Regions from separate parts of the Homo sapiens genome. Here region 1 is linked to region 2. The links are chromatin contacts, found by Hi-C in ENCODE. All regions are on one chromosome and are shown on one strand. The core of a region is the stretch at or near the end of the contact, and the rest is flanking DNA. Distances in the headings are between cores, read along the strand shown. Region 1 holds the start of TP73-AS3 (TP73 antisense RNA 3). Region 2 holds the start of CAMTA1-DT (CAMTA1 divergent transcript).

Region 1 (3,694 bases), core at 519-3,018, 3.1 Mb before region 2:
AACCAAGAGAAGACAGGGGAGTAGGGATTCTCCCAGGGCCCCCCAAAGACAGGAAGAGGGGGAAATGTATTCTCCCGGGGTCTCCAGAAGCAGCCAGCCCTGCCCGCAGTTTGGCTTTAGCTCCCTGGTACCCATCTCGGACTCTGACCTACAGAACTGTAAGAGAGTAAATTTATCTCATTCTGTGCTGCTCATTGTGTGGTCATTGGTTACGGCAGCCACAGAAAACAGACAGTGCGCACATCCGCATGGTCCCCTCTCCAGCTCTTGCCTGATAGGCATAAACGAGGGCAGCTGGGCGCGGTGGCTCACGCTTGCAATCCCAGCACTTTGGGAGGCCGAGGCGGGTGGATCATGAGGTCAGAAGATTGAAACTATCCTGGCCCACATGGTGAAACCCCGTTTCTACTAAAAATACAAAAAATTAGCCAGGCGTGGTGGCACGTGCCTGTAGTCCCAGCTATTCAGGAGGCTGAGGCATGAGAATCGCTTGAACCTGGGAGGCAAAGGTTGCAGTGAGCCAAGATGGAGCCACTGCACTCCAGCCTGGGCGACAGAGAGAGATTCTGTCTCAAAAAAAAAAAAAAAGAAAGAAAAAAAGTAAAAAAGAAAAAAAGGAAATAAACAAGGGCTTGCCCTGTAGTTCACATCTGGACCACCCAGCTTAAAATAGGGCAGGGGAGTTCAGGAATAGCTTTGCAACCCTTGTGTTACGGTGCACAGGTGTGCAAAAATTCTCCTTGAACTCCCCCTTCAGTGTCCCCCCAGGGCTCATGGCCACTGTCACTCTGTGCTAGTTGCTCTTCAGACCAGGGAACAGACTTGGCCATGGCTATGGCCAGGGTCCAGCTGCTATTGCTCCTCCTGTCACCCACCCACCTTTTGTCTCCAACAAGGATGTTGAGAGGAGCCAGGCACCAGCCTCCCTGGGTTCAGGTCTTTCCTCTCCCCTCACTTTCCTATGAACTAGGGGTGGGGGAGGAGGAGTGCCTGCCAGGAGGTCACTGCAGCCAAGGAACCCAAATTGGTGTGCTTGAGAATGACCCATGGATACACTTTCCAAAGAGTCACCCGGCTGCGATGAGGGGCCATCTCCCCTCCTGGAGCCAACAGCCATGAGTAGCTGTCACACACATCCGTGCAGCACCTAGACACACATCCGTGCTGTCCACTCCGTGCTGCTGCAATTGTGGGGGAGGAAGGTGGCACAGTGGCAGCGACACACACTTCCCTCTCCAAAATTGGGGCGGGGCTCCTCAAAATCCTCTGACCAGCATTAAAGATTCAGAATTTGATATTATGGCTGCATATAATGTTGAATTATCTGAACTTGCTGCACGTGTGTGTGTGTGTGTGTGTGTGTGTGTGTGTATTGTTGGTAGGACCAAAACGGTTAATTATCAGCAATTTCATGGTTTGACCTAATATTTTAAAAGAGAGGTTCTTACCTGCTGGAAGCATGTACTGGTGTATTACGGATGAGACGGTCTCATAGGTGGAATTTGCTGTGAAATGCCCCAGGAAACAAAAAGCCAGAGGTCAGAGTGATGAGAGCTGGGGACGGGTGGATGGGTTCCTGGGCCGTTCCCTGTAGTGCTGAGTGTGCTTGGAAGTGTCCACAATGAGGAGTAGAAACGAGTACAAAGCTGGGTGGAGACAGCCCTGTCCTGGCTGCCCTGAGCTCGGCCCTGTCAGTCGCCTTGAGGAGGGTTGGGGGGAGCAGGGATGCAGGGTGGCGCGTGCATGCCAGGTGGCAGGCGGCAGGTGCTGGCTCCAGGCCCGTCTCCAGCCCCAGGGCTCCAGGCCATGCTCCGCCCCCAGCTGCCCTGCAGCTCCAGGCCGGCCACGCTGCCGCCTAGTTTCGCAACTCCAATGTCATCACCTAGGTGACAGGGACGCTGCTGCCACCGCCCGCCTGCGGGAGCCAGGAGCCAGCCGAGGGCCACTTCCACCTGGCCCCACCGACCCTCCGGGGCCCAGGCTTAGCCAAGGTAGGCTTGGGCTTGGCTCGCCCTCCTCTCGGCCTGAGTCGGGGGGAGTCTCCTTGCCACCGTGGGTGCAGTGGCTCCGGGGGCCCACCCTGGGGTGCAGAGAGCCCCTCTACGGCCTCCCAGGAGGCGGCTTGGAAATGCAGTACTGTTCAGGCCAGGGTGGGGAGGCCTTGCCCACAGTTCTCCTGATGGGACAAGCCACAGCTCTGGGGAGCCATCTGCCCCAAGTGGCACATCAGGGCTCCTCGTGTGACCCTAGGATCGGGGGCAGAAGTGGCTCTGGTACCGCCACCTCCACCCCTTGGACCCACCAGGAGCTCTTTCCACTTCCTGCCAAGGAGGCGCAGAGTGACTGCCCCAGCCTGGCACGTCCGGGGGCTTCCCGGCTGGGGGCCGCCATCCTCAGCCTCACACAGCTGATCCAGAACCTCCCAGTTCTCCCCAGCCCCCTCACTCTTTTGTGGCCCCGGAGCCTCTCCCGGCAACAGCAAGCCATGCCCCGGCCTCCCCGGCACTCACGCAGCTACTCCCAAGCCTGACCATGACGTGGACGGCAGGAAGGGGCTGGGCATGTCCTGTTCCTTCTGCCTGGGTCCTGCTTCCAGGGCTGGACTCCCAGGCTGGGGAATCCTCAGGGACCCATCAAACTGGGGGACAGGGGAGGGGCTTGTGGGGATTTGCTGTGAGGAGGGCAGAGTGTGTACGTGGCAGTGCCTGCGGACACATGTGTGCGCATATGTGAATAGGTGTGTCCATGTGCATGTATGTGCAAGTGTGTTGCTAGAGGTGAGAGGGTGGGTAGGGAAACTGAGTGACCAGCTCCTCCCTGAAGCCTTGGGGGAATGTCCGAGGGGCCAGGGCCTCTGGATCCTGTTCCCTTGGCTCTTTGCAAAGTCTCCAGCCTGGCCTCCTGGATGGGCATGTGGCTCGGGGGGCGAGACCATGGGCTCTTCCTGGCTTGCTGTGTCGCTCTGGGTGCGTTTTACACCACTCTGAGGATCTCTCTGCTCATCCCTAAGGCAGGGATGATGATGGGGCCAGGGGACCACATGGGCACAGGTAAGGCAGGGATGATGATGGGGCCGGGGGACCACATGGGCACAGGCTTCTGGAATGTGGGTGTCGTCTCCCTGGGGTCCCGCAGTCTGAACTCAAGACTCAAGAGCCCCATGTCCAGGTGGGGATGTACAGGAGCCCCTTAGAAGTGGGGAAGAAGGCCAGGCGTGGTGGCTCACATCTGTAATCCCAGCACTCTGGGAGGCTGAGGCGGGTGGATCAACAGAGGTCAGGAGTTCGAGAGCAACCTGGCCAACATGGTGAACCCTGTCTCTACTAAAAATACAAAAATTAGCTGGGCGTGGTGGCGCACACAGCTGTAATCCCAGCTACTGGGGAGGCTGAGTCAGAAGAATCATTTGAACCTGGAAGGCGGAGGTTGCAGTGAGCTGAGATCGTACCACTGCACTCCAGCCTGGGTGACAGAGCGAGACTCTATCTCAAAAAAAATAAAATAAAATAAAAAAGATAGGAAAAGAAAAAGAAAAAGTGAGGAGAAATGAGGAGGAAGTCGAGCAATTTAACCCCAAATGGTGCTTCTCCAGCAGTCACTCTGTTCCTGTCCTGACCTGACCTGCTGGGCCCCGCCCGCTCAAACCAAATCATGGATTCTGTCATCGCTTCTTCACGGAGCACCTACTGTGTGC
Region 2 (3,923 bases), core at 530-3,029:
TATTTTTAGTGGAGACGGGGTTTTGTCATGCTGGCCAGGCTGGTCTCGAACTCCTGGCTTCAAGTGATCTGCCCACCTTGGCCTCCCAAAGTGCTAGGATTGACAGGCGTGAACCACTGCACCCGGCCTGTATCGGTCTTTTTTAAAATGCAGTTTTTTTAGCCTATCATCTCACCTCATAAATGAACACCATAATTTTGGGTATTGCCCCCTCTATCTAGCAATGGGTGATTTTCTGTTTCTGATGTCTACAACTACCATAATGTTCCACTGTGTAGATGTAACACAATTTACTAAATACCCAATATTAGCACATGTAGGATGCTCCCAATTTTTTGTTGTAGTTAAGTACAGTGATCCTGTGAAGAATACCTTCACACATACAGCTTTTCTGGCATTTAGTGTTATTTCCTTAGAACAGATTCCCAGAAGTAAGATCACTGGGTCAAAAGATGCAGACATTTTTATGGCTTTTAATACATACTGTAAAATTGCTTTTCGAAAGGAATATACTAATTTACAATGCCACCAGCACTTCTTTTAAGAATCCGTTTCTCCACACAAATCGTCAACATAGGTGCTATTAAGAATGCTAATCGATAAAATATTGTCCCGCCGTTGTTAAAATTTTGCAATTTTTGAGGCTCATAAAATTAAAGTTTCTTGAAGAATGAGTGTGTAACACAAAACATTCTTTTGGGACATCTTTATTTCTGGAAAACCTAAGACATTCTTACTTGTGAAGACCAGAAAAAGAACACATGTTGTTAGGATTGGCACAGAATTCAGTGTGACAGTCAATCTTAATGCCAGAACACTTGAACGAGGATTTTTCACTTATTTTGCTAGTTGTCACCAACAGTAGCAAAAGGAAAAATAAAATGCGGAAGAATGAAATGTTCTTACTGCAAACCGTACAAGATCACATTGAGGGGCTGGAGCTCTTACATTCAACTTTTCTTTCCTTTTTCTTCTTTTTAAACAATTTGCGATTGCAGCCTCTCCTTTTGTTTCCGGTATTACCTGCCCAGGAGCAGAATTCCTTACTTTCTCCGGAGAGAGGCCGGTCCCTGGGAGCGCTGCCCAGCCACCCGCACGCCTAGCCGCCCCGAGAGCCGCACTCGGCGGACCCGGTTCCTAGGCTCGTTCCCGGGGCACCTGGCGGGCGCCCACCTCCCGGGGGGCACGTGCTCCCGTACGCAGCGCGAGGGCAGCGGGTGCCTGGCTATTTATTAGGAAAAGCCCCGCGCGGACTCTCCGGATTGAGGAGGGTGGGAAACTCGGCTGCCCAGCGCTCCACCCGGGCGGCCGGGGCTGGCGCTTCTCTGCTTTCGGCCGGCGGCCTCATCCTGGGACAGGCAACCATGAGTCATCCGCTCCGCGGGTCACATGGGCAACGTGACCAAAATAAAGTTTCGGTATTTTAAGCCGCCAGAAAAGGGGACAACGGAGCTCACCGGGGGCGGGCACAGGAGGCGGGCGCAGGCGGGCGGCGCCGGGGCCGTGGGGACGCGGCGCCGAGGGGGCGGGGCCTGGCGGGAGGCTCGCCCCTCCCCCACGGCCGGCAGCGACGCCCGGACTCCTAGGCAGTCGGACTCCAGGGCGCGGCACCCCTGCGGACCTCAGCCCCGAGGCCCCCCGCGTCCGGCTCCCCACCGGCAGCGGCGGCGGGCTGCGGGATCCCGGAGATCCCGGCGCGTCCCCCACAGCCACCGGGACCCCACGCGCCAGCAGCGGCTTCCCCGGGAACGTCCTTCAGCCCCGGGAGCACGCGGGAAAAGCCCCAGCGTGCCAATGAGGGAGCGCCTTCCTCATGACGGTCACGCTCGGGGGCGGGGCTTCCCTTCGCCGCTCCCGAGTTCCGGGAACCCCCTTTGATTGGTCTGGACGGCCTGGGAAACACTGTAGTGACGCCCAATCAAAACGCCACGTCTCGGCCTCGAGGAAATATTCCGTGTCGGGCCCGTCCTGATTGGACAGTTCTTTCGGGTTCTGGCCACTAGGAAGCTTTGTTTAGGTCCGGAAGGCGGGCTTTCCTGGGAGTGGGTGGGGAGGGGGCGTTGATTCTTGACCAATCCTTTCAGTCCGTTGGGTGGTGACCAGCCAATGGGCCGGATGGATAGGACGCTCCTCCCGGAGAGTAGTGAGACCCCTGGTGCGGGGCGATTGGCGGCGGGAGCGATGAGTGGCAGCCGCACGGCCCAACGGGAGCTGTGCGTGGGCCGCGGGGCGGGGCCAGGGCGGGTGCGCGGCGGCGGCGGGGTGGCTGGGCCGGCGGCGGCGGCGGTACGAGGCGCGCGCTCGGGGTCCCGGTCGCGAGGAGGAGGAGGATGTGGCGCGCGGAGGGGAAATGGCTGCCGAAAACAAGCCGGAAGGTAAGAGCCGGAGCGCGAGGGGCTGGGGGGCGGCGCGGCGGGCGGCGGGACCCGGCCCCGCCGGACATCCCGGGCATCGGCGGCGCCGGGCGGGAGCGCGGGGGCGCGGCGGGCGGGCGGGCGGGCGACCCGGCCGGGGAGGGGGCCGGCGGGGTGGGGGGGCGGAGCGCGGCCGAGTCCTGAGGTGACTCGCGGGGCCGGCGGAGCGCGGCGCCCCACACCCCACCCCCGGGGGCGGGCTGGGGCCGGAGGGGGCGGGGGGCTCGCGGGGCGGGGACCGGGCCCAGCGAGGAGGAGGAGCCGGCGGAGGGCCGGCGCCTCCCCCACCCGGACCGGGCATCCCCGCCGCTCCCGAGCCCGCTGCGCGGCCCCCGCACCCCCGGCGCTGGGTCCACGGTGGGGGCCGCGGGGCGGAAAGTTTATCCGCCTCGGGTCCTCCTGGCCCCGCGCCCCACTGCTCCGGGCCGGTCCCCGTCGGGCGGCAGCGGCCGGCGCTCAGCCCTCGCCGGCCCCCTGCTCTCCGGCGGGCAGGGCCAGATGTACTCTCTCCGGCACCCTCTTCAGCCCCGTGGACACCTCCCTGAGCGGGCGGGGGGTCCCCGAGCTTCTCCCCGCCAGGGGGACCCCGTCCTGCCGAGCGTCCCTCGGCCGAAGGGCCTCGTGTGACCCCTCCCCCTTCGCTTCCCGGGAAGGGAAGGGGGCCTGCGCAGCATCCCCGCCCCTCGCAGTCGTTCACATCCTACTCTTGCCCTTGCACCCTCACAGCCAGGAGGGTGGGGTCTCCGTTTCTATGGCAAGTGAGGATCTCCACACTCCCTTGCCCTTTACCTTCCGTGACCCCGATCCTTCCTTGGCACAGGGGTCCGTCTGATCTGCTCATCTTCTTTGGATTCTTTTGGGGCCTCTGCACACTCTCCGTTGACCCTTTTTGCCAGGACAAGGGGACTCAGGCTGCCCATGTTCTTCTTTCCTCACCCAGTGGATAGTGGGGGCTTGTGCAGCTCTGAAGTCATTTCTAAATAGGAAAGCAGACACTTCTTCCAGATCATGCATACTCTTACACTTTGCTGGGTTAGGGCGAGCTCATTTCCTAAATACCCTTTGAGTTGCCCTCCTTTTCTTATGGAGACAACTGGACGTTCACCGTGCTCCTTTCGCCATTTGTGTGTCTACACTGACTTGTTCTCTCTTCTCGGAGTTCCTTGTCTGGGTGAGAGTGGGCGCCCCAATAAGATGTAGGGCAGGGCTTCCATTGTGCCTAGTGCTTGAGTGAAAAGGGGCCACACTAGTTGCTCCTGTGTCTGAGGAAGACCGGGGTATATTTTTGCCTCCACTTGACTCTTGTGTCTCAGGAGGGGGCAACCTTCATCAGTTGACACTACCTCACTGGGAAAAGGGTCATGTGGCCTTGTTTTTTGATGTTTTGATTACTGTCTTCTGTGCAGTGAGAACCAGACTTTGTCCGTCCCACACTCAAGAGTCCTTGAACCTTTCCTGGATATAAACTTCCCGATTGTTTTTTGAGAGAACTCATATCCTCCTCTGTGG

The links. A loop is a pair of places that touch in the nucleus more often than their neighbours do. Pooled maps may share reads with other maps.
Region 1: a pooled map shows a loop between it and region 2 (13-fold over the local background). The contact joins the promoter of TP73-AS3 here to the promoter of CAMTA1-DT in region 2. A Hi-C loop is called at or near these places in 2 of 37 single-sample maps with no recorded cell type and 3 of 50 pooled maps.

What each region holds. Positions count from the first base shown.
Region 1 is chr1:3,667,177-3,670,870 of GRCh38, forward strand. TP73-AS3 (TP73 antisense RNA 3) reads right to left here and starts at 1,769. Exons shown (of 3, transcript NR_187362.1): 1 at 1,449-1,769. The region is part of intron 1 of TP73 (tumor protein p73); the gene reads left to right.
Region 2 is chr1:6,783,201-6,787,123 of GRCh38, forward strand. It overlaps CAMTA1-DT (CAMTA1 divergent transcript), which reads right to left and starts at 1,780. Exons shown (of 3, transcript NR_149049.1): 1 at 1,458-1,780; 2 at 949-1,023; 3 at 692-845. CAMTA1 (calmodulin binding transcription activator 1) reads left to right here and starts at 2,254. Exons shown (of 23, transcript NM_015215.4): 1 at 2,254-2,375. The coding sequence starts at 2,331. RefSeq lists enhancers at 620-1,296, 1,297-1,971 and silencers at 1,097-1,156, 1,237-1,296, 1,427-1,836, 2,177-2,336, 2,547-2,816 and 1 more.